Linked DNA regions of Homo sapiens: region 2 is linked to region 1. Evidence: read pairs that join two places in POLR2A ChIA-PET (ENCODE). Cell type or tissue: OCI-LY7. All regions are shown on one strand. Links, peaks and the distances in the headings refer to the core of each region. The heading gives the core; the rest is flanking DNA. Region 1 overlaps SOBP (sine oculis binding protein homolog). Region 2 overlaps SOBP (sine oculis binding protein homolog).

The links. Peaks named below come from ENCODE experiments on the same cell type or tissue, not always from the same donor. Only the 100,000 strongest peaks of a DNase experiment are listed, where the experiment ranks them.
Region 2: POLR2A ChIA-PET joins it to region 1 with 7 read pairs; 1 of 35 experiments calls an interaction of 5 or more read pairs at or near these places.

The regions. Positions count from the first base shown.
Region 1 is chr6:107,530,531-107,543,176 of GRCh38, forward strand. It overlaps SOBP (sine oculis binding protein homolog), which reads left to right. Exons shown (of 7, transcript NM_018013.4): 4 at 2,929-3,080. Among named protein-coding and RNA genes, the nearest start is that of SOBP, 47 kb to the left of the region's middle. In OCI-LY7, for the core only: CTCF peaks have their summits at 5,958 and 6,157; DNase peaks (open chromatin) are centred at 5,351, 5,851 and 8,021; H3K4me3 peaks cover 3,117 bases; H3K27ac peaks cover 6,041 bases.
Region 2 is chr6:107,607,307-107,619,952 of GRCh38, forward strand. All of the region lies in intron 5 of SOBP (sine oculis binding protein homolog), which reads left to right. Among named protein-coding and RNA genes, the nearest start is that of SOBP, 120 kb to the left of the region's middle. RefSeq lists a silencer at 5,899-6,193. In OCI-LY7, for the core only: no CTCF peak of the experiment used is centred there; DNase peaks (open chromatin) are centred at 8,665 and 9,025; H3K4me3 peaks cover 1,382 bases; H3K27ac peaks cover 2,061 bases.

The DNA of each region.
Region 1 (12,646 bases), core at 3,059-11,058:
TCTGTTACTAATATAAAAGACTTTTATAAATCTAGAATGCCTGAAATACCGGAAAATGTTTTTTAAATTTTTTGAATAACCCAATTATCAGACTGTTCTTTGGATCATTAGCTGCTGATAACAGTTTAATACTAGAAAAGGAGAAATCTGATGGGCTTTTCCCAAAGCATATACCTTTATGAAATGGAGTTGTATGAAAAACTGCGGGGAGCGTTGACTTATTTAACAAGGCAGATGCTAACCATCATTCTAGAAGTTTTTCCAGCAGCCAGATATAAAAGTGCACAATGTATTTGGTCTCATGTCATATTGTTGCTTTGTAGTAAGAATGATTTATAAGAAATAATCTGTTTTAAAATTCTACCTTTTTGTTCGTTTATTTGTTAGGTCCTTTGTAAGAAAGTATTCTTGCCTCCCTTTAAAAAATGACAAGTGGGTCTGTCTGGTGATGATGGATTGAAGCTTGAGAAAGACCCCGGAGCTGCCCTTTGGCCTCAAGCATCATTCCTTCAGGCCAGGTCCAAGCTGCAAGCTAAGCGCCTGGCCTTGTGAATAGCTTTGCACTCTATTCTTTCTCATCTCAGTGTTGGTCCATTATAGCTGAAGATCTAGGACTTAAACAGTTTTATGCTTTGTTTCCCAAATCAGATTATTTAAAGGAAGAAATAATGAGGGGGACCTAATGCATGTTCTAAAATGGCTCCTTGGGAAGTGGGGTCTCCTCATTAAACTGTGAGGCCAGGTGATTTCCCGCATAAATTTTTTTCCTTACAGATTTCACCAGAATCAAGCTTACTGCCAGTGGATAATTTATGAGAATTCTGCTGTATCTTCTTTTTCAGGAATTTAAGATTTTAAAGTATCTTATCAATTGGGAAAAATAGAAACTATTAGTTGCTATCTAGTTTAGTAAAGATAGGTGAATATTTTAAAATATATGCTATTTCTAATCTAAGAAAACTGCTCCATACACCAAGGTAAATTATAAAGCTTTGCTAATTTTTCATACCATGTAAAATGTTCATATGTAGAGAGATGCCATATTAGAGATCATGTAAAATATAAATAAAAGCTTGCTTTTATTTATTTATTTTTAAATTTTTTTTGTTAAGGATATTCCTGAAATATCAAAAAGCTTGCTTTGAATAGAACAAATTATTAAATACAGTAATTGTTTGACATTTGATTTCATATTATACCATTTAAAGAAAGTTATCAAAAATGTTGGACTGACATCAAAGGTCATTTTTTATACTATCTCACTTGATAACAATAGATCACAATATGTAATTTGTGAAATACTAAAAGGTCATTAAAATGGCAATATTTATTCCATTGAGGTAAATAAAATGCTGCATATAGTTCTGAGTGGTGATACTCAGGGGGAAAAAAGCCATATCTCTGCACTACAAATTAGTTTGCTTCTAATTTTGCAGGCTGATGACCACACTGCCTCAAACCAAATCTTTTCCCTGGAAATGAAATGATTGCATGACAAACTCTATGAACCCTGAATATGTCAACAACTCGTGGACCAGGCCTTGCTTAGCAATTAGTCTTTGGGGGATTTTATCCAGAAATCAGACAACACTATACGAGTGCTTGTTGGGGATTTTATGATTACCATTCATGTCTGGAGCATGAATGTGGGTTAATAAAAAAAAAATTCCATAAAGGAAGAAGAGATGTGGCAATCAGTCTCTCTCTCTCTCACACACACACACACACACACACACACACACCACACACACACACACACAGTCACTATCAATTGGGAGGACAGAGAAAACTCAAGATGTAGCAAAAGCCGTTAAGAGGCAACAAGGAAATATTACTTAGGTGTCTACTTAAAGTTTCCTTTTATTCACCCCCACCCACCCCTCAGAGGCCAGTTTTTCCCAGACCTGAATATCACCATCATAATGTTTGTCATAACTTCTGACCACCTGCACTATGACTTACTGAATATATTTTACTAATTGACTCACTTTAAAATCCTTTGTTTTAAGCAGTAGTATTTGTGATATCATGGGCTCATTATGCTAGTTAAATTTGTTTTCTTCTCATACAAAGGAAAAGAAATACAATTTAAATAATGGAAATATTTGCAAACCACCTAAATTCATTCTGAGCAACCCCATGACATGACATGAGGGGCTGGGAGGACCACCAATCTGGCTGAGAATGATCTGGCATTCCCATTACCATCCCTCCATCCAGGGCCCAGGAACCACATCACATGGAGGAGAATTTCAATCAGGCCTGCATCTCCCTTAGGACACCAGTGCCGGAAGGCTGCATTGTCAGAGTCTGTTCAGCGAGCCAGGCTTGTCCCTTTCCGTTGCCAGAATCTGGCCACGCACATCTTTCCTTTTTGACTAAACGTGTTGCTTGGGAATTATTACATTGCAAGAATAAACAATAGCACATATCATTTAACAGTAATAGGGAACAGGCCATGGTTGAGCCTGGCGTCTGGTCAAGGTTCACATGAGGGTGTTCCATTTGTAAGTTAGCACCCTACAAATTGTCCCACCCAGTGCAGATCCTGCAGGCTTTCACAGGACCTTTGAAGAAATGGGTTATTTTACAAGCTTCGTTAGTGCTGGGGCTGGTTTAACTAGGCAGATGAAGCTTTTTTTTTTTTTTTTTTAAACCAGGCTAAGAAGCCCTAGGAGCCCTTGTGGCTCTGCAGTCATGCTCTGGTTTTTAAGTAAATGTCTTTTGGAAACTTAGGAGCCAAAAAAAAAAAAAAAAAAAAAAAAAGAGAGAGAGAAAGAGAGAGAGAGAGAGAAAGAAAAAGCACTTCTTCTCCAAGGTCCAGAAACTAAAATCAGGCCCAGGTAGCTCTGTCAGGTTCAGGGTGTGTCTAAATTTGAAGGGATGTTTGCTTCTGATATGAACATTTTTCTTATACTTTTATTATAGAAGATGATGTGTCAAATGTACAAATAATGTGTGCCTGGTGCCAGAAAGTGGGAATCAAGCGCTATTCCCTGAGTATGGGAAGTGAGGTGAAAAGCTTCTGCAGCGAGAAGTGCTTTGCGGCCTGCCGACGAGCCTACTTCAAGAGAAATAAGGTAAGAGCACCGGAGAGAGAGGCGGCCCCCCACAGGCCTCACCAGCCCACACGCGCATGTGCCTCATAGCTTCTAGCGGAAAACACTGCGCACCTTTTACTTTTATATTTTTATTCTCTCTGTTTTGTTGATTCCCCTTTTGTGTCATGCTTAACCTTTTGGAATAAGGAATCCCCTTCTAATGTGTTTCTCTTGGCTTAGTGTTTGTGTTCTGAGAGGGTGAATGAATCTGATGAGGACACTGTGATCACAGCTGGTATCCTCATGGCCAGTGTCTTTCCAGCAGTAGAGTGCAGACTGCACTCTGAGTACATGAAAGATAAGTGGTAGATATTTCTTTAAAAAGCCAAGTAATTAGCCACAAAAGCATGGCCAGAAAGTTTTAGCCCACTTAGTTTAATTCTTGTACCCAGTGGAAATACTGCTATTGCTCTTTTCAAAATCTGGCCCACGAGTTCTTGTCAAGAAAAATGTCAAGTCTCTCTTGACATCTTATGTTAAAGCTGATTGATATTGAGAAAAGATGAAATCATGAATACGTGAAACAACATTGCTCACACAGCCAAGCATTTGTGAGGAGCGTGGTGGGTAAACACAGGAACAGCCATCGTTAGAATTTTTTTTGGTTTTGTTTTGAAGACATCCCAGGTCTGAAAATGTCCTTTTTGAATAGTGTTAGCCACCATGGATGGGAAATGGAATGCATGATGTTTTTACAATCACACGCACATGCACACAACTATTTTCTGAATCCTTAAAGAACTGCTGTAGCCTTTGCCACCAACTACTGCGGTAACTTGCTAGTCCTCAATTATTTTCCATTGATATGTAAAGCTTCCTTAATTCATAAAATCTTTACTAAAATTGTCCACATTTTGTTGTTTCCATTTCTATAATACAAGATCCAAATCTGTTCTTCTTGAAGCAAACAATTATTATTTTTCCAAAAGTGTGATATTTGCAATCCTGAAATGCTAATTATGGGCTCACTGCATTGCAGGCACTGTTGCAGCAAATTATCTCCTGAAAATTTGGGTCACATTCATTCTGCCAAAAAACATAATGCCAAAAGAATTAGGCTGCAGAATTCAGCAGGGTGGAATTTTAGTAGCAGTCTCTAAGAGTTAGGCTCATAATCTTCACTGAAACAGAGAGGCAAGTAAGGAAATTGTTTGGAATTCTTTTGGGACTGTCAGCAGTCAAGTTCACTTTCCCCTGGGAGGAGCCAGTGAATCTGGGGAGGAGGGTGGGAAGAATGATGCACGGGAGACACGTTTTGTTTTAATATAGGGGGATTAAAATGATCTCTGAGACCCCGGGGCTCCCGTTTTGAATGCCGAGCACTGGAGTAACAAACCCAGGAGTGGGCCCAGTGCTTTCTTCTTCAAAGCCCTACTTACCACAACAAAATACTTTGCATTCCAATCCAGAAGATGGCTATAGAACAGGGCTTTTTGTCTTTCTATAATTCTGAAGGGTTATGGGTCTGAATCTTGATGGGCTGCCTGTAGGGACTAAAATCAAGCAAGATGGATTTGTCACAATCCTGGTGATACATGTTATATTTTGCAAACTGTATTTTATAGTGAGCCTTTGAAGAAAGACACCTGATTCCATTTGGAAAAACACTCCAGAATACCATATCTATATCTATATTGTTTACATCATTATAAAGTTTAAGGTCAAACTGAATTTAAACTTTCATAGGGTACATTTTTGAAAAATGGATAACTGGGAGCGAGGATAGGAATTAGCATTTGAAATACTTACAGCAGGTAAAGTCAGCAGTGGGAGGAGGACCATCACATTTCACTTTCTACCAGGCGTTATTGGGATATGTCTTTGAACATCTTGCTAAACCTGGAAGTTGCAGCAGTTTGGTGTTTAGCCAGTGACTTTGCCAGCTGATCCCAGTTGTCTGTTAGTGTACAAACAATTCCTCCCTTCTCTGCAGTCTTCATCCTTCCTTATATATCCCAAAGCTCTGATGTGCTATGCCTTCTTGTGTGTGTGTGTGTGTGTGTGTGTTTTTTTTTTTTCCAAATAGAGAAATAAACTAGTCTATCATTTGTTGGCTTCTTTTTTTTTAATTTTAAAGAGTGTTATCTCTGTTACAATATTATATTGTCTTACAATAAACATGTACAGCTGCTGCATTTCTGTTAACTGATAGGATTTTGTGGTCATTTCATTTAGGGCTTGGGTTTCCTAATGGATTGTATTAGATACCAGTCTCCATCCTGCCATTTCTAAGAACTGCTTGTAATAAGCCCCTGGGTGTTCCGTACTGAAGACAATAGCAAATAGCTACTTCTCCTCTTGTATCATTTAACAAAGTCCTTAGTCCTTGTTAATTAAATTGTGGACTTTCTTAATCTTAGAAAAAGGGCAAAATTCTTCCCATTCCTACATAACAGATTTTTTTTCTGGCTAAATTCTACCTTTTTTAAGTTTTGAGAAGTGGATAGAAAACAGAGTGAATAATGTGTGTGTGTGCAGAACAGAATTTTGCCTTAGGTATAGTGTAGACTTAAAAAAACATAAAATTAACTGTGCTGTAAATTATGCTTTATGACAGCCCGCTTCTTGCTGGATAGCATGGTGGGATCTAAAAATGGTCTCTAAGTTGAACCCAAATTGCATGCATAACTTTACAAAGAAAAATCCTAGTAGAAAAGGTAGCTAATTAGGAGCAGTATTCAGCTGACCTCTGTTTTGTGTCTGAGCAACACCTGCATTTGTGAATGTAAATTGGACAGCTGTGCTTGTGGTCTCTGTGCATTTCTCTTCACACACGCTTGGGTGTAGAGTCAGGAATTGATTTGCTGCTGAAAACAAGGACAAAAATAACCCAACTCTCAAAATGATGGCCCACTGAAAATGGGCTCTTGAAATTTCTTTTGCCTCTCAATCCTTCATTTCTTTTTGGGTTTCTGTGTTTGTTTAATGGGGCGGGTTGAAAGTGTCACATACATCTCTCACAGACTGTCACTATGCAATAAGGTGGGATGGATTGAAGCCAGGTTAACCTATATAGTATATAGGTTATATTTTTAACTGAATTTAAATTTTTATTTGAAGAGTTGTCTGGATTGCTACGAATATTAGGCTTTCTTCAAAATACTTCTACTCAACACTGCCAGGAGAGGACCATGAATCACAGCTGTATTCACTTAAGGACTCTAACTACTAGTTTACACATTTCAGAATGTTGGCTCTAGGAAGTGGATAGTGTTAATTCATAATATATTTTGTAGGGTCCTTATCCCCGAAGGCTTATTTGCTGGCTTAAAAGTTTTTGAAACAGCGGGTAAGAAAAATACTTATGTAGTCTGTGGGCATTGTATGGACAATGGGATGTCAATCTCATTATTTCATGTATTGGAGACTTTTCAGGGAACTAATAGCTCACTCTTTTCCCAGCCCATTTTTGGACTTGAGAGCATTTCTGTCCTTGTAATTCATCTAGGAATTGGAAAGTTGCAGAGACTCCTTAGTGATTTTGCACTCTTGTGAAAACATTTAGTCCAACTTGCTAACACCAGTTTTACTTTGCATAGTAATGCACACGTAAAAATACTCTTTCCTAAGGGAGTAATGTCTTGTAACCATTATCCCTCTAAAAAGGAGTAACAAACAAGACCACAAATGTTAGTCACTTCCAAATGGCCTGTGTTTGATCTCTTTCCTTTTACATGGGAAATATCTTATTGTCCAAACTAATATCCAAAAATCAAGAAGGAAATTAAAAGTCAAGACAAATGGCTACTGCAGGCAATGTAAAGGATGATTATTTACTTTTCTTGTTCGGATCTCAAGTTTTTAGTGTTCTTTATGGATTCGGAATGTTGATAATTTACAAGTAAACACAAATTCCTAAGAGCACCAAAGTTTTGCTTCCTTGTTCTAGTTTTTTAATAATTTGAAAGGCCGGGCGCCATGGCTCATGCCTGTAATCCCAGCACTTTGGGAGGTGGAGGTAGGAGGATTGCTTGAGCCCAGGAGTTGAAGACCAACCTGAGCAATAGCGCGAGACCCTGTCTCTACAAAACATACAAAAATTAGCTGGCTGTGATGGTGCTCACCTGTAGTCCCAGTTACTCAGGAGGCTGAGGTGGGAGGATTGCTTAGCCCAGGAGGCTGGGGCTGCAGTGAGCCATGACTGTGCCATTGTACTCCTTCCTGGGCAACAGAGCAAGACCCTATCTCAAAAAAAAAAAAAAAAAAGATCGAAATACTTCTTCAATATCATGATATTGTGGTTCCCCAGCAGATCACAGTGGGAAGAAACCAATGTGGCTCAGAGATGAGGATAAGGATGCATTAAAAAGAAAAAGATGATATAGACAGAAACAACATTTGCAAATGATGCCATTAAGATTTCCTAACAATCATTATAATAATAACATAAATAATTCAAGGAGGAGAATATTCTGTTATTGGCATTTCTTTTACTTTCAGACTATATTCTTGGTTATACAGCGATCTCTTCTTAGAAGACATTTCTTTTGGAAGAACCCATCTCTAATTAGCATGTATCATCATGTTATTTGGAGTTATATTTTATTTAGACATAGTCTATTTGTCTTTTTATTAAAGTTGAATATATCCTGGGAAAGATTTCTCAGTTTCAGACTTAATTATAGAACCAAGTAGTACAGAAGAAATGTGTAACAATTGCCCTGTTAATCTAGTGATTAACCTGTCTACTCTTTTTCCTTTAAATACCTGCAAGATTTAATTTGCAAAATGGCTATCATTCATGAAGGCTTGGAGAAGGACATTAAGAAATTACTTGCAATTAATGTCCCCTGACCACCTGAAGCTCAGGCCACATACTTGCTTTTGCCAGTTGCTGGCAAATATCTTTGGCCCACCAGTAAATGCACCTGGGGAGCCCCAGGGTTCTTCCTGTGGATTCCCCTTGGTTTTAACAGCCACCAGTGAGCCTCCTGAATCTGTCCAGCTGCACCCTGGCCTGCAGGATGATTGCTTGGTTTTGCAGTGTTCCTTAGTACTGTACTATAAGCCTATTCACTGCCTCATGTGTATAGTGGCTTCTCCTCCCAGGGTTTTAGTCTGCAGGCCAGTGGCTGAGCTCCCTTTTGGTCATAGCAAACGGGTGTTCTCAGAAAGCTCTGGGGAAAAGAACAACAAACCCAAGTGTTTCTTATTGTCTTGTATTTTGAAATACAGAATGGAATATTGATGAGCTGCTGCAAATGAGAGGCTGGAAAAAGCAATCACAGAGGAGGGGTAAACGTCAGTCCTTGGAAACACATTTGGGAGTAGGGTTAGAGCAGGAAGGTTCTGGCTAGTGAAGTAAAGTGTAGGTCCGTTTAAAGTGACACACAGGCTCTTGAGGAGAGCTAGAAAGTGTTCCAAGGCAGAGGTTCTGCAGACAGGGTGGGACATAGTACTCTAGAAAGCCATCAGAAGCTTGGGGAGAGGTATGTGACCTCATGTTCACCAAAACACTTGAAAACCACTTGAGAAACTCTGGTCTAAGGGATACCTGGAACACAGCATGGGGCAAGTAGGTTTGTACTGAAAGGAACAGCAACCACTTCTAGTTTTTAATGAGCCACATGTTGTGAGACTGTGAAGGAAACAGCAATAATTCTAACCCATTAGCCAGAATGGACATCAGTTTCTGAATAACATTAGATATTTTAAATTAAATGTGAAGAGTTGATGAAAACTCGAAATAGCTTCAAGCCCCAGTCTGTGTTCAACATTTTTCAGTGAGCGGAAGGAAGAGAGGGAGTTTTTCATAAATCAGAATCCGGTCACCTGGGGATCAATACACAGTGCTATTGACATATATGCTGGAATGTTAATTTTCAGACATAGTACATCTCTGGCCATCCTTCTGGTGAAGGCTAATGCTGTTCACTTAAATCAAGTTTTTTCTCATCGGAACTGCCGGTAATTATCCAATCCATCTAAAAGGCACGCTCCCTTTTAACATTAACCACAGTGTCAGATTGCATCAGCCACATTGTGTTCTGGTGACTGCTTCTGCAGAGTGATGAATGTGCGTGTTTGGAGTTCATAGTCCGACTGTCTGTTTGGGCAGTGGGCAGTTCAGTGAAACAAATGATCAGGAAGGGATCTATTTATTTGGGACGAACATTCTCCTTATTGATCCAGTCACTTACATTTCCAACTCTCTCACCTTGCCACTAACAGTGTTCAGCTTTATCTGAAGAATGAGCGTTTAAAGAATTATCTTACAGGTCATTTTGATGTGATTCTCTGATCATAAGCTGCATTCAGCACAAAGTTACTCTTTGTGCCTGACTTAAAAAGGAAGGTGTTGTGAGACTTTATTAATAAAAAACAGAGGAGGGAGAAGGTTCTGAGAGTGCTTGGTGAACTGTCCTGAGAAACCAAGAGATAATGATTATTCTTTTTCCTGGAATAGTAGTTATACTCTGTTGATTCAGTGCTTTGTTAAAAATGTTAAGTATCTGAATAAGTGCAGGCATAAAAGGGCAGGTGGCTTGCCTTGAGATATTTTAAGGTAGTAGATTAAGTCCTGAATTTTTCTTGTACACCTTTGCAATGTCTGGTCACAATGCCTAGTATAGTCGAGAGGCCCCATGGGGGATCCAAGCTATAGGCATGCCTGTGATTATCTTAATTTCTCCTCCATTTCAATACCTCTGGATAGCTTATGTACACATAAACAGAAGTGTGAACTGGCCAAGCCATATGTAATTCTTTGTTCCTCGGGCTCTTTGCTCTTTGTTTATATTATCACAGATTAGAATGGAATAAAGAAAATCTTGCTACAGATGGTCACTTCATTTCTGTCCCAGCAGTTGAGACTGAGAATGGGAAATTCCCTATGTTACAATCCACTCTTAGGGTGGCTGTGCACACAGTGGAATCTAATGTCTACTGACAGACTGCCTTTGGAGGTTACAAACATCAGTCTATTGCATTCTCTGTAAACACAGGCTGTGGGCCAGAGCTGGGCTCTGCTACAAGCTCTGTGAGGCAGATCAATGGTTTAATGAATCCATAAAGATGCTTGAACTCTGCTGCAATTTACTGAGCACTCTAGTTAAATGAAACTCCTGTAGTCTTTAACAAAGATAGTGATAATCGATGGCTGGGGATGGAAGTCCATGTCCAGCAGTCACAACCTCCCAGAAGTTGTGTTGTCTCATTGCTAACAGAGGTTTAGTCACATTCAGTTTCTGAGGCTCACTGTGTCTATGTTGATATTTGCTCAATGTTTGAGAGCTGAATTTGGCCCAGAAATGACATAATCTTAGTAATGTTGCTTCTGTGAGGACTATTTTTAAACTATGGAATATTATTTAAAATAAATTTCTTTAAAGTGACAAGATTAAGCTCAAGAATTATATTTGTTCTAACAGGTAGTGTCTTTGTAAGTCATCCCCATGATGAAAAGTAAATAGCGGAATAAAATCCATTCCTGATTAAGTCCTCAAAATGTCAAATTGCATAGTGTTGGAGAGCCCTGATTAATTTTTCCATGGTAAAATATTCCTCATTAGTTTGCTGTGGTTGAGGGTTAACCACTCCTATTATAAATTCAGACATTAATGTATTTTCTGCTTAATTCATCTTCGAATAGAGGAAAATATAGTTAGTAGATATGAATTTTGTACTTCCAAATGTGCTTTGGAAACATTATACTGATTTATGAGAGAGCTTTGGAGGCATGTAGGATAATTCCTTCATAAATATGTTGAAATGTATTTAAAGGTATTTAACCACCTTTGATCGTAGAAAAACAAGTGCCTTGACTTTGAAATGATTATTTTTCCATCGAAATAGTAGAAGTTATGACGTAATTCAAAGATTTTGCATCTGATTTTTGTCACAGAAACTTAAACTTTCTTAATGTTTAACTTTCTTGATTAGCTAATTAGCATTAATTAATCCCACTCCCACTCCAATAACTATATTTTGGAGGCTCAATGGGTAATAGGAATTTTGAGATATTATGACTGCAAATTTTCACTGGCCTTTTGCCAGACATTCCATGGTAAAGCAGTGATTTTTATGTGGATCTCATAAATGATATGTTATCTTATAATCTGTTTTGATAGAATGATTTCATATCATTTAAAATATGGTGAGCATTTTTATGACTGCACATCTAAATCTTTGTTATAAGGAGAATCTTTGAAGGATGTGACACTTTCTGTGATAAACTGTAGGATTGTATGTTTCATAAGTGGAGCAATATAAATTGATAACAAAGAAAAAGGGGAATTTGCCCGACAGGAGATAAGTACCTCCCTACAGCTTTTTGTTTTTAGCCACACTTAAAAAAAAAACTTGTTATTTAATCATCCATTCATTCTTTAAAAAATAAAATAAAAAGATATATTGAGCCTGTATACGGCACTAAGCATGTTTTAGTCTTGGTGGGTAGACTTTTGAACAAGAGAAAAAGTCCCTGTCTTAAAGGGACTTACACTCTAGCGGGGGAGATAGATGATATATACAGGCTTAAACATATCTTTGTAATATGATTTCAGGTAGGAAAAAGTGCTATAATAAAAAGCAGAGTGAGGGAGAGGGCTAGTGAAGGGCTGCTGTTTCATATCTGAGGATCACAGGAGTTATTTTTGAGGAGGTGACGTGTGCTGGGGACAGAAGGAAGTGACGGAGCTAGTTGTGTGTGAGGAGCTGGCAGCAGAGTGTCCTGTGGAGAAGGGGGAGTAAGTGAGAAACAGAGGTCCTCAGGCAGGAACAGTCTTGGCATTTTTGAACAGCAGCAAGAAGTACAGATGTCTGGAGCGGAATGATCAAGGTGGTGAGAAGCCAAATGACGTAGGCTGGAGAGGCAGTAGTTTGGAGTTCATTCTAAGTGTGATGGCAGCTATTGGAAGCTGTTGAGCAGGATGGGTGATATGATCTGATTTTTGTTGTTGATTGGGCCTCTGTGACGGAAGTAACACATTCAGGATCCCGTATGCAAGGGGGATTTGAAGAGTAAGAAAGGCAACAGCATTCACATCAAAGTTGGGTGTGTCTGGCAATAGAAAACTAAAAATATCTTATTCACTGAATTATTCATTAGTAGTTATGAAACATTTCCCAGTAGCAAAAGTGTATTGAACCAATTTAGTTTTTTGTGTGTGTGGTTTTGTTTTTTTGTGTGTTTTGTTTTTTTTTTGGGCAAGGTGTGGGAGGAAAGGCACCAGGGAGGGATGCTGTTGGGTAAGTGTTCTGACACAGCGATTTTCTTTCTGTAGGGCAGGTGGGGCTTGTCCCCAACCCGGTAGAGAGGTTAGGGCCTCAGAAGGCAAGCTCCATACAGAATCTAACTCTTGCTCTGAGAGACCTACAGCATCCACGGGCCTTCTCAAGCTCTAGCCTTAGAGGTAGCATTATGGTAAAGAGATGGTAATCTTGAAGGGACCATCTTTGGGTAAAGGGATTATTTTGATGTCAGCTTTATTCTGAGAGTAGGTATAGTCTGGTGATTACTTGTAGGGTGTGTCAGGATTTTTAATACAAGTAACAGAAGACCTCAACAATAAAAGATATCATTTGGAGTTATAAAGTCCCAAGCT
Region 2 (12,646 bases), core at 2,043-10,042, 76 kb after region 1:
GGACAGTAACTTAAAGGATCATGTCTGTAGCCACCTGGAATTTCTGGGACAGGCCCAACATGAAATATTCTGGTCTGTTATCATTCAGCTCCCAAGGAACACTGGTGCGCCTCCAGCTGGCCCCTCGTGCTTTGCTGCTGATGTCAAACGCTGGCATTGTTGCAGAAAAAAATTAAGTTAATGAATATAATTTTTTTCCATTTAAGAGTTTCTCTCCTACTTTTTCTTACGCATTTGGCACCTGGTACCTATTGTAGCAAGCATATGCTAGCACTTATCAAACTGAATAAGCAATAGGAAAAAATGAGCACTGCTGAACTCAGAAAGAGCTGATCATGTGTAGTTCAGCAGCCTTTTGTGTGCATGTGAGGAGTATGTGGCTTGAGGTTGGGTTTTCTTGATTATGCACATGCAATATAATCAGTATAATTATATTTTGGGGGTATAACATTGTTTTCAGTTCAAATATAGAACTAACCATATCAGCATTTCATGGGGTTCCATAGAGAGCTTTGCCCCTTACCAGGTATGAGACACACTGTGTCAATCCAGAATCTTAATGGCTGCTGGAGCTATGGGCCTCTTTACGGGGCCAGCTCTAGAGAGAGGTGAGTTGGTTTGTAGCCATGAATGTGCTGTGATTTGAGGGGCTACTCAAGTGGAAAGGATGGGCTACCCACTCACACAAAATTCCACTATTAGAGGTTACTTTCTTTGGGTTGTGAATGCCATCTAAGGTAAGAGCCTTATGATGACTGACACTTTGAGTTTCATTTGCCTAGGACTAGGGTCCTGAAGGAAGGATAGATAACCAACGAGGAGACAGAGATGAAGAAGGTGGGACAAACATCTTACATCTTATACACCATGGTTTTGTTCAGAACTGGGCTTGTCTCTCCTTTGACCACCTGGTAGGGCAAAATGCTGCCAGTGATTTGGTTGGAATTTGTGTGGTGTTGTTTCCCCTCACCTCTGAGTTTCCTCGTTGGTGATGTATGGACTGGGGCATGATGAATGAGATGAAAAAAATGGGGGGCTAGATATATACTTTATGTGGAGGTGCAAGGTCCCGGTCCTTTCTTGGGAAGGATTCTCTTTTCTTTCTGAGATGATGTCTTTTATAGTTGCGTGGTATTAGAATGTCTTTTTTCTTTTCCTTAAAAAAAATGAAATGAATTACTATTTTTGAGATTTCAAAAATAAGGCAGAAATAATTTAGAGGACTGACATAGGATGGTAAGTTTAAAAGCTATTTTTTAGCTTTTGCTGATTATGGAATCTAAAGCCGGGTAAGTGCTGCATGCTGCACTGTGCCCAGTGACCTGGCTGTAGAAATCGACATCTCTTTTAAAATGAAAGTTTCAATTATGTTTCCAAGTATTCTCCATCTTATACTACGTGCAAGGTCCTCACGAGATGAGTTAAGAGACAGATACTGCCCTCAAGGGCAGATATGACAGGAACTCAAGAGACAACAGAAATTATAGTGACCTGTGCTTTGAGCAAGGGAAAAAGTATCGAAGAGGGGTCCCAAGGAGGAACAGATCACATCCTGTTGGGGAGAGGGAATCCAGTGAGTTTGTTCGATTTGGCATCAGAAAGCCCCTTAGCCTGACACAGAAACAAGAGACTTTTGATCTATTCTTTAATACCACTCCCCCGCCCCAAACCACCACTACCAAAGAAAAATCTAGGGAGTGTCATCAAATATGTCCCCAGCTATTCACACCCTAATTTGATACTTTCAGTAAATGAAAATGAGGCCAGACTGTTGTCACTTAGATCCATGATCTCAGCAGGCTTTTGATCACACACCTCATCAGTTAAAATAATTTTTTGAGCACATGCCCACACTGTGTACTTATTTGTAAATTGTATAGATGTACTATTGTTGTAGTATCTTTATATAATTATAAATTCTCACACAAATGGAAATGATTAACAGTAACTGTAAATAGGCATTCTAATATTTTCTTCCCTTACTTCAGTGAATGATCTTTGCACCCCCTGGGGTACCCCACCCCAGCTTGAAGACCACCACTTCAGAGAGGTATGTATAGGCTGTCAAAGGAGATAGGATTTTATAATAATAGCCCTTATAGACAAGAAAAGCCCCAGGTTGTATACTCTTAGGCTACACTTCCCGCTCCTCAGCAAATCCCAAGAATGAGTTGGTGTCTGTGGATAGTAGAGAGAAATTACAGAACAGCCATGGAGCACAATGCAGAGATTCTTTGTCTTAAGTCAACTCATGGTGTAGAATTTGTACTTAACAAGTCAGTAACTGATACATTTCCCAGGACTTCCTGCTTGATCTTGAGGGTCTTTCAGGCTGAGGTAGTAAGTGGTGTTGGCAGCCCTGGTGAGGGGGTAATCTTGTTGCCTAGCTCCGTTATGCATAAGGAGTCCTAAATATTAGGAAGAGGAGAGAGGTTCCAGGAAGGCCTGCTGACAAAGCCCTACTCCCACCAGACCATCACTGGCCCTAGGGGAGCGCTAAAGTGGGAGCAAAGCACTAAGTCAGGACTGGGCAATGGGGTCACGATCTTAAAGTGCTACCCAAGTGTTGCCAGCTCCTAGTCATCTGGTGCTCTTTCACCCATTCCTGACTGAGGATTTCTAGTTCTACGAGGACCTCTCTTCCCACTCTAAATACACATATCCAGTGTCCTTAAGACAAGTTGGGACCCACATAGGGCCCACTTCATAGGAGCTCATTTACAACCACCTCTTCTTAGTCACATCTTATCCAGTTGAAGGCCCCTTGTACTGCCACATAGGTTGTAAACTCTGGGGAAAACAGAAAACACTTGACACTTCCACAAACTTCTATCAAGCATGCATCAGGTGTCAGGCATTTGGGAGGAGCTGCGAGTAGAAGGGGAATGAAATGGATTCTTCCCTTTCCACAGTGCTTATTCGGTCCAGAGCTCTCTGGGGTCTCCGTGAGCAAGACAGCCCACCCAGGGCTGCAGAACTGGCTGTCTTCCTTTCTGGGGACCTCTCTGGACTGTCTCCTGTAAGACGTTTCATGGCCAGAATCATTGCTAGCTCCTGAAGAGGAGGGTGTACCAGAGGGGACTGGCCCACAGAGGCAGCAGGGAGTGAGAGGCAGTGATCTGGGAAAGAAGGGACACAGTAGGTCTGAGCAGCCCAGGGATCCACATGCTAATGTGTGGCCTTTGCTCGGAAGGTCCTCGCAGGTGCCACATGGCTACCATGCAAACCCTTGGGAGGCTCAGCCCATGCAGAATAGTTGAATCAGAATCCCCAAGAGTGGGAGCCTGAGGAGAAGCTCTTCAAGTGATTCTAATGTGTTTTAAAGCTCTTGAGCATTTCAAAGCATTCAGGTCTTGTTCCAAACATGATTGTTTGGCTGGTTCTGAACATAACCTAAAGCAATAGTACCATTTGCTCCAACCACATGCCCACTCTCTCCCCATCTTTCTCTTTCTTTGCGCATGTGTGTGTGCGCACGTGTGTGCACACGCACACACACACACACACACACACACACATACACACACCATGGACTTAATGAAGGCAATTGAATACTTGCCTTGAGAAGAGTTGAACATTTGTTCCACTGGTAATTTTTAAATAAATGCATCACTACCATAGTTACCATTTGTAGAGTATGAATTTAATACCTGGAAAACAAAATGATTCTGGCAGGCTGGAGAGAGCAGGCTGTTTGCTCAGCAGGTGCTGCCCAGTGGGGCCCAAACCCAGAAGACTTGCTGTCCAGTTGTGCTTTCCACCCTCCCCAGCCAACCCCATCAGCCTCCGTTCCTTTACTTCTGAAGGTCAAATGGTTCTGCCCCTTGTAGCTGCCCCAGTTCCCTCTTCACTAAAGGCTTCAGAGGCGGAGGCCTGTGCCAATAACTGAGAACCGACATGAGGTCTTTGTGGGACTGTTTGAGCCTGGGGTGTTTATTATCCTTCTGAATGGCTTTCTCCCAGAGAGGGGAAGAAAGAGGGGGCCCCGGTGGAGCCAAAGAACAGTAATCTTTCAGGAAGAAAGGAAAAGGCCAGCAACAGCAACAAAAACTTCCTGCAGATGTGGAATTTGAAGGAATCCAGAGAAAGCAAGCCTATTTTTAGCAGGAGTAAGAGTGCAAACCATGATAGATGCCACAGGCTGCTGTCACTAACATTTGACTATAAGCAACATTTTCATATTTAAACATGACAGCCCTGCAAATTGAAAAGAACCAACACTTTCTGCTTGCTGAGTAGAAGCTATCACTTTCCTCCTCAGCCCAGTAGGAGGACCGGCTGTATGTGCTGTGTGGCCGGGCCAGCATTGGACTCACCCGTGTTGTTGCCATGACTATTTACATGTCAGCCACTGATGTCAGGGTACGCAATGGTGGCGACATGGTTGCTGTTCTTTCCGGTCAAGAAGCTGTGCAGTGTTACCTCTGTAGAGAAAATGTCCAGCAGACTTTGCTCAATTAAGCATGTACGTGTAGAAATACAACAGTCAAATGAGCAGGAATAAAAATAGATTACTTTTGAAGGAGTTAACTAATTCCATCGGGAAAACTGGTGAACTTGAGGTGAACCCAAGAATGGAAAAAAAAGAGAATCCCAGAAACGTGAGCTCTGGAGCAGTTTACCAGACCCCAAATGAGACATATGCATTACATCCTCTATACCTTTCATGAATATCTTGCCCAGATCAATATCAGGAGGGCTGGCACACACGTTCTTTTGAACCTTTAAGCAGCAAGCATTTTTCTAAGGCCTATTAGAAAATAATTTGCCGTTAGCATAGTGAGATTGGACAATTTGGGGCAAGATTTCTGAGGACAAGACCTGGAGGCTGACTTCTCCACTGCCCATTCTGACTTGCACCTGTTCCCACTCTGCTTGAGTAGGCGTTAATTATTGGCATTCCAAATGGTCAACATTGGCTCAACACTGAGTGAGAAGAAAAGGCAGAAGAAAACCAAAGGGCAGAACTGATAGCTTCAGGTCAGTCTGAGTGCAGAATGAAAGACTCAGCTGTTTTTATTATTTCCAGCTTGTTGACCTTGCTATACATTCACAGAAGTTTGAACTTTTCTAGATAATCAGCAAAACAAAGCAAGATGAGAAGAGAGTTTGAAGGGTTTGTTTAGGCTCCTCTTTGTAGACTTAGAGCAGCAGTTTCAAAATTCAGTTCCAGCAGCATCAGGTCACCTGGGAACGTGTTAGAAATGCAGATTCTTGTGCCCCATTCAGGCCTACTGAACCAGAAACTGGAGAGTGGGGCCCAGGAATCTGTGGGCTAATTTTTTTTTAATGTTGTAGTTATATATATAAAACATAGCATTTTCTATTTTAACTGTAGAATTCAGTGACATTCACAGTGTTTTACAACCATAACCACTATCTGTTTCCAAAACTTTTTCATCACCCCAAACAGAACCTTTGTAATTATTAAGCAATAATTCCTCACTCCCTCCAATCCCCAGCCCCAGATAACCTCTAATCTCCTTCTGTCTCTATGAATTTGTCTATTCTAGATGTTATGTACAAGTGGAATTATGTGGCCTTTTTAGTCTGGTTTATTTTGCCTAGCAGAATGTTTTCAAGGTTCCTACATGTTTTAGTATATAGCAATACTTCGATACTTTTTATGGCTGAATAATATTCCATTGTATGGCTATACCATGTTTTGTTTATCCATTCATCTGTTGATGGATGCTTGTGTTGTTTCCACCCTTTGGCTATTGGGAATAATGCTGAAATGAACACTGGCATACAAATATCAGCAGTCTGTCTTTTAACAAGCTCTCCAGGTGACTCTGATGTACACTGAAGTTTGAGAAGCCCTGAAGTTTCCAGAGACCAAGTGCTGTTTTTAAACAGGAACTCAGAACGCTAGGTGGAGGCTGTGTGCCCTACTGCAGCTTTCTGCATCCCAGCCAGGGGTCAAGGCTGTAGCCACTTACATCTTATTTCTGCTGCCAAGATCAACATTTAGAGTTTCTCGAAGGTCCTAAGACTAGACCCAGGAGAAAAATGCCTTTCTGGATTAAGGGTTCTCTTTGACCTTGTTTCAAGGTGATGTTTCAAAATATTTCAAAGGGATGGCAGAAAAACATTTATTAAAAATACATAGCCATTCAGTTGTTTTTGACTAGACTGTCTGGACTCAGATGTTTTATGTTACTCCATGATTACCTTGATATTAGATATAAGAATGACTCATTCTACTTTTATGTAGAGAAATCAGGTCTGTTTTCTGAGAATTATAGAAGTAGTAAGTGAGAGGAAAAGGAGAAAGAAAAAATTGTTTGTTATAAGTTCACAGATACTTGGCTTATGTTTGATTATGATTGTATAAGAATTTCCAGGTTCAAAGACCTTCTTAACTAATTCCTTCATGTTCAGAAAGGTTAAATAATTTTATTGCAGTTTTACAGCTAGGAAATGACAAAGTCAGGATTAGAATCCAGGTCTAAGTCCAAAGTTGCTGAATAAATCAATTTATACTGGCTTCTAGAAGCTTAAAACAGTATGCCTTTCAGAGATATTTGGGTTTTTAACAGGGGACTCCTGGATATATCATATTTTAACCTGAAGAAATCTGCCTTCAAAGGTAGAATATACCTAAGGCAGAGGAAGGGGAGGCCTTTTCAACAATCACAAAATGATCCATGTAATCTGCAAGCTCAGCTCTAGCAATCTCTGAGGTGCAGGTTCAGAAGTATGTTGTGTTTCATCTTGTGTCACATGTTAAGAATGAAATGGAAGTGTAAGGCAGAGCAGCCTGGCCCATGATGGTCTGGATGTTATGATGCCTTAAGTACAGTAGGAGTAAGGCAGGCGCAGTGGCTCACGCCTAAAATCCCAGCACTTTGGGAGGCTGAGGCGGGAGGATCACTTGAGGCCAAGAATTAGAGACCAGTCTGGGCAATATAGCGAGATCCCATCTCTACAAAAAAATTAAAAATTAGCTGGGTGTGGTGCACACCTGTGGTCCCAGCTACTTGGGAGGCTGCAGCAGGAGGATCCCTTGAGCCCAGTAGGTTGAAGCAGCTTGAACAGTAGAGTGAGACCCCATCTCTTAAAAAATATATATATGAAAGGACAGTAGGAGTAACTGAAGATGTTACCCTTGGGACAAAAAGGCCAGGGAGCACATGACACTGTTGCCAGGTTTATGAAGGGCTGCCGTCTGGAGGAGGATGTTGTGCTAAGTAGCTTCGAGAGAGAGGGGGCCAGGCCCATGGGTAGGGTTTGCAAGAAGGCAGTTCTCTTCTCAGTATCAGAAGTCTGCTAATAAGAGTAGGATGAACACTTTTATAAAGTAGTGAGTTCCCCGTTGGCAGAAGCATCACAGTAGACTAAGATGAGCAGCCAAGCGTATGGCAGCAGGGCTGCCTGCATGGACTGGAAAGTGCAATGAAATGACCCCTGGTGCCAGTGATCTACTCCAAGGTGTTATGACCCTGAGGTTTCAAAAATTGCTGGATTGTTATTTGCTGAATGCAAAACCGGTATCAAAAGGGAATTTGATGTTGATCTATTGTGTTAGCTGTTTTAAAATATGCCCCTCCTTGTAAAAAAATCACTAAGCATCATTGACGTAAATTTCTGAAATATTTAGAGTTAATTACTGTTTGGGGATTTGTTTCCGTCTGGTTATAAATTCAGTGGGAACATCATTTTGAATGTTTCCTGATAACTGTGTACTGCTCTGACCTACTGGCGTCTCTCTTTTTATGCTGATAATTAGAGAACTCAAAATGGAGCCACTCCCTGAGTAAGGACCTTGGGTTCTAGCAAAGCAGGAGAGATCCAGCTGGAGCCTGCGGCACCCATGGGGACTGTTTGTGTTATTCTCTATATTTCATGCAGCCACATTAGTGAGGTTTGAGGATTTGGGTGGTCGGCATGATCATGGTCTTCAGACATTTGAAGGACATAAACACAGAGGAAGGAAGGAATTTATTTAGCTCAGAACAAGGGGTATAATTAGGGTAGGAGTAATGAAATAAAATTAAGGAAAGAAAGATTTAGACTGAATATTAGTGGGGTACTTCCAAGCAATAGATTTATTAAGCTTTTAGGTATTTTCTAGGGATTATTACTCTGTTTTCCAAGTCACTTGGAAATCAGAGGGACAAAGGCTGAGATAATCTTGAGGAAACGACAGCCTTTGGGTATGGGGCAAAATGAGAGGGCTTCACTTTGTCCCTCACCTGCCCCTAGTCTGTCTTGTAAATGTGAAAAGCTCAGTGGGCAGTCCCCTTCTGAATTACTTCTGTCTACCTATAGAATGTGCTTGGTTTTTTGTTCAGACCAGGAATTATTCAAAGGATGGTGTGTTCCCCAAGGGAAAAATCTGATTGTGAGAATCTGGGGAGAGTTCCTACCTGCCCTGAGGTTGGGCAGGCTGATTTCTGCTTGTTAGTTCTGCCTCTGGAGAGCAGGAAGAGGAGGCAAAATTTAATCAATTCCAGTTATGGACGGGAAAGGATTTTGAAACTCTGGGTTAAAAGAAGATGACTAGTTAGAGACCAGCCTGGGCAACAGAGTGAGACCTTGTCTCTAAAAAAAAATTTATAAATTATCCAGGCATGGTGGTGTATACCTGTAGTCCCAGCTACTCAAGAGGCTGGGGTTGGAGCATCACTTGAGCCCAGGAGATCAAGGCTGCAGCGAGCTAGGATCATACCACTGCACTCCAGCCTGGGGTGACAGGGCGAGACTCTGTCTCTGGGCAAAAAAAAGAAAAAAAAAAGAAAAAAAAAGGATGCCTACTCATTGAGGAAGGGGGGTGGGGGGGGGGCGGGGGGGCGGCTTCAGCCATTGTGGAGTCTCTAATAAATCAGGAGCTTTTCTTTCCCTCTGGAGCCTTTCCTGTGCACTCTTGGGATCTACTTGTCCTTTGCAAAGTCTAGTACAGCCACCTCTCCCATGGGGAAGGAGACACTTAGCATCCTGGGACCACCAGTCACAGCTTTAGGACTTTAGCTTTCCTGGACCAGCCCTGATGGCACCATGCATTGCCTGGATGGTATGCACGGACCCAGGCTCCCTTCTGAGACTAAGAACAGACATTTGCATTCAGGTATTTTGCATATGCCATTGATAGCACTGAAAAGTAAAACAATAGAACAAGATACTAAAATCTGGGAAGATTTTCTTGGGACTTTCAGTACATCTAGCTTCCTCTCTGGTCACAAGGGTAGACAGCTGGGGACTTTTCTATTACTGGGGTAGCTCCCTTGTAATTTTCCACTTTGAATCTTACATCTTTTTGTATTAAGTTAAATGGTGTTTTGCTCTTTAAAATAGCCTTGTAATATGGCTGGTCTGCACTGCTCGCTTTGTCTTAAAAGGGAATAAAATTCTTAAATTGAAAGCAAATCGGAGAGGGTTCTATGGCGCTCTCTGCGAGGGGCCGAGCGTGGATTCGGGTCTGATGATTACTTTGACTGCAGAAACAGTGGGGGCTGTAATCTCCGAAGCAGCGGACACTCACAGCGACGGTTGGCCCAGTCCTTTGATTTAGACAGCCCTTGGCTGTCTTGCCTGGCCTAGAATCCCTATTCCATTGAAGTCTGGCCTCAGGCTGTCTTCTTGGGCAGTGCCATTTGCATCCAGGCATGGGGAGGGCCTCTGTGTCCTCAGGGTGCCGTGTGTTTGTGGTGAGAGAGGATGAACAGGCAGCAGACAGGGGCTCCCGGGCAGTTGCTGGGCTGCTGCTCGAGCGTCTGCCAGGCATGATGAAATGGGAGGAGGCAGGGAAGGCTTCAGAGCAGCAGGGTTCACCCGCACACCTAAAGTCCTAACAGCATGCAGGCATGGTATAAAACAGGTGATCCCTTAATGAGGTTTTGATGTGTGCGCTGGCTTTTGAATTTTATGCTGGAGTGTCACTGCAGTGTGGGGTTATCTCCAAGGAAACCCTCACATACCTTCCACATCCATTTTCTAACCCCGCTTCTAAAGAGGGCAGCGTGCCCCAGTGGTCTTAAGGGGCATTATAAAACTCTCGAGATAAGATTAATTTGGATTCTTGCTAATTTGGAAAGTCAGTGTAGTCATGAGGAATGTGTGAGTGTGCTGAAAAAAGTGGAACCAGCCACCCTCTAAAAGGCAGGGTAATTATTATACAGGGTTGGGTTGAACAGAGGGTTTGTGTCGCCTTTACTGTTGGTGATCATCAAAGATGTCTTAAGCTAAGAACACAGTTGTCTTTCTCAGTGTGACTCCCGTTTACTGCGTATCAAGCTGCAGGAAGTCCAGCTGATGTAAATAGATTAATATTTAAAAAGTAATACAGAAGAATGAGGTTCCAAACATGTAATGTTTAATTATTGAAAACCCATAATGGAATTCCAATCCAAACTCATCTCTCACATCTCACTGGTGTTCAGCAAAGAAGCTCAATTAGCTGGGGAGCCTGCCCACCCCACAGCTTGATTTGATCATCCCAGGGCCAAGCCCATGCTCTCTCTTAAAGTGCCTGGCAACACAGATGTGGGCAGCTTGGGTTGTTGTATGACTCCTTTTTTTTTTTTTTTTTTTTTTTTTCTGAGACGGAGTCTCTCTGTCGCACAGGCTGGAGTGCAGTGGCACGATCTCAGCTCACTGCAACATCTACCTCCTGGGTTCAAGCAGTTCTCTTGCCTCAGCCTCCCAAGTAGCTGGGACTACAGGCACCCGCCACCAAGCCAAGCTAATTTTTTGTATTTATAGTAGAGATGGGGTTTCACCATATAGGCCAGGCTGGTCTTGAACTCCTGACCTCAGGTGATGCGCCCGCCTCAGCCTCTTAAAATACTGGGATTACAGGTGTGAGCCACCGTGCGCGGCCCGTATGCCTTCTTATTACATAATTGTTGCAGCCCTTTTTAGTCAAATTAATGGGTAAATGACTGTACAGTGTGAACAGGACAATAGAGAAGAATTTGCATAACTTCTAACTGGTACAATTCAGGAAAGTTAGGTGACCTTCCAGAAATCATAGTATTAAGGGCATTCATAGTTCCTTTGGGTTTATTAGGCCATGAAGTATTTGTCTGGTTAGAAGAGTTTACTTAGTCTAGGGGTAGCTGATCACCCATTCTCCTCTTGAGACCATAGTTCTTTGGCCCTTTAGGACATATGTGTCACTTACTCTGGATAAGGCTGAATTTGCGCAGAGGCCTGTGGCAGAGAATGGCCAAAGGAAGAGATAAAATGATCAACATGACTAGAATAAACCCTCATCCATAGACCAATGGGATTTAGTTCAAAATCAGTGTGCCAGCAAGGCTGTTTGAAGTAGTTTTCTTGATTTTATGTTTTTATTTAGCATGACAGTTAAGGACAGTCCTTTGTGTATAAATACAAAAAATAGCGATATGCCATTTGTTGTTGTTTGGTTTAAGTGCACGTGAAGAGGCTGCTCAGTTGTGGCCCCTTTCTCATGTAATGCTCAGGAATTCATCTGTCATGCAGAAAATGCAGCTGTGTGACCTAAAATGCTCTTGGGTGAAGCCTCGGGGTTTGGAAGGTCACGCCATAGGTACTGGTATTCATGACATCCTGTCGGGCTTGTGGGCTGCGTAGGGTAACTAGAACTGAGAGGACAGAAATTGAGTTTGTAGTGACTGCAGAAGCTGAAACCACAAGGTGAAATGTAATAGGGTCTAGGCCTCAGTGAGCACAGGAAGCTGATTAGAGGTGAGCAGGGGCGGGGGAGCACTGAGGCTGAGAAAAGTGCCACAAGGGGACGAGTAACGTTGATTTCTGGACAGAGCCTGTTAACATGCGGAGGGGCCCATGTGTAGGAATCACCTTCACCTTCTCCTGCAGTTCAGTTACAACTGGTAATTGCATCCTGAACCCTTATCATGTGCAGGATGGGGTTCTGGGGTGTAAAGGTGCCATGAGATCCAGGCCCAGTACCACAAAAGAAAGCTTTAATTAAAGAAAACATGATAAGGCTTAGGTTTCCTGGCCCCATCTTATGCATCCAAGTGATTAAGGTAGCATTTTTCAAAGTGTTTTCCTATAGAAGCCTACTTTAAAAATAAAAGAGTTCTGTTTTTGAAAAGCTGGGGAAACTCTGGATGAATGAAGTTTAAGTATGTTTCTTTTCTGCAGATCTCCTCAGAGGCTCAGGCATGGCAGCCTGCACTGAGAACCTCCAAAGAAGAGCATAGAATATGCAACATTTCCCAAGCTTATTGGGCCATGGGATCCTTTTTGGGGGACAGAGCATTTATTGGTGGATCTAGTGTTTCTCAGCATATACTTTAGGAAATAGAGAGTTGGGGCATATTGGTCAGTGGTAGGGTCGGTGGGGTGGGGGGCAGTTGGAATGGGTTTAGGAATAGACAAGAACCTGAGAGAGTATTCATATTTCCTTTCTATGGAGACCCTCAGAAATAGTAGTGCAGGTGTATGCAGGCTTCTATAAGAGGCATGTCCTGGTGTAAACTTTATGCTTTTGCACCAGCAGAAGACAAGGCCTCCCAGCCCTTGGATTTGAGTAGGTCCACCCAGACTGAGGCTGTCCTGGGTACGCCACACCCATAGCAAGATACAGGGTCATTAACCACCAGGAGGGAGTATTACGGGATTAGGCAGGGACCTTGAAGTCACTGCCCCTTCCTAGATTTTCCTCATTTTTTTTAGCAGAGGGTAATACCTG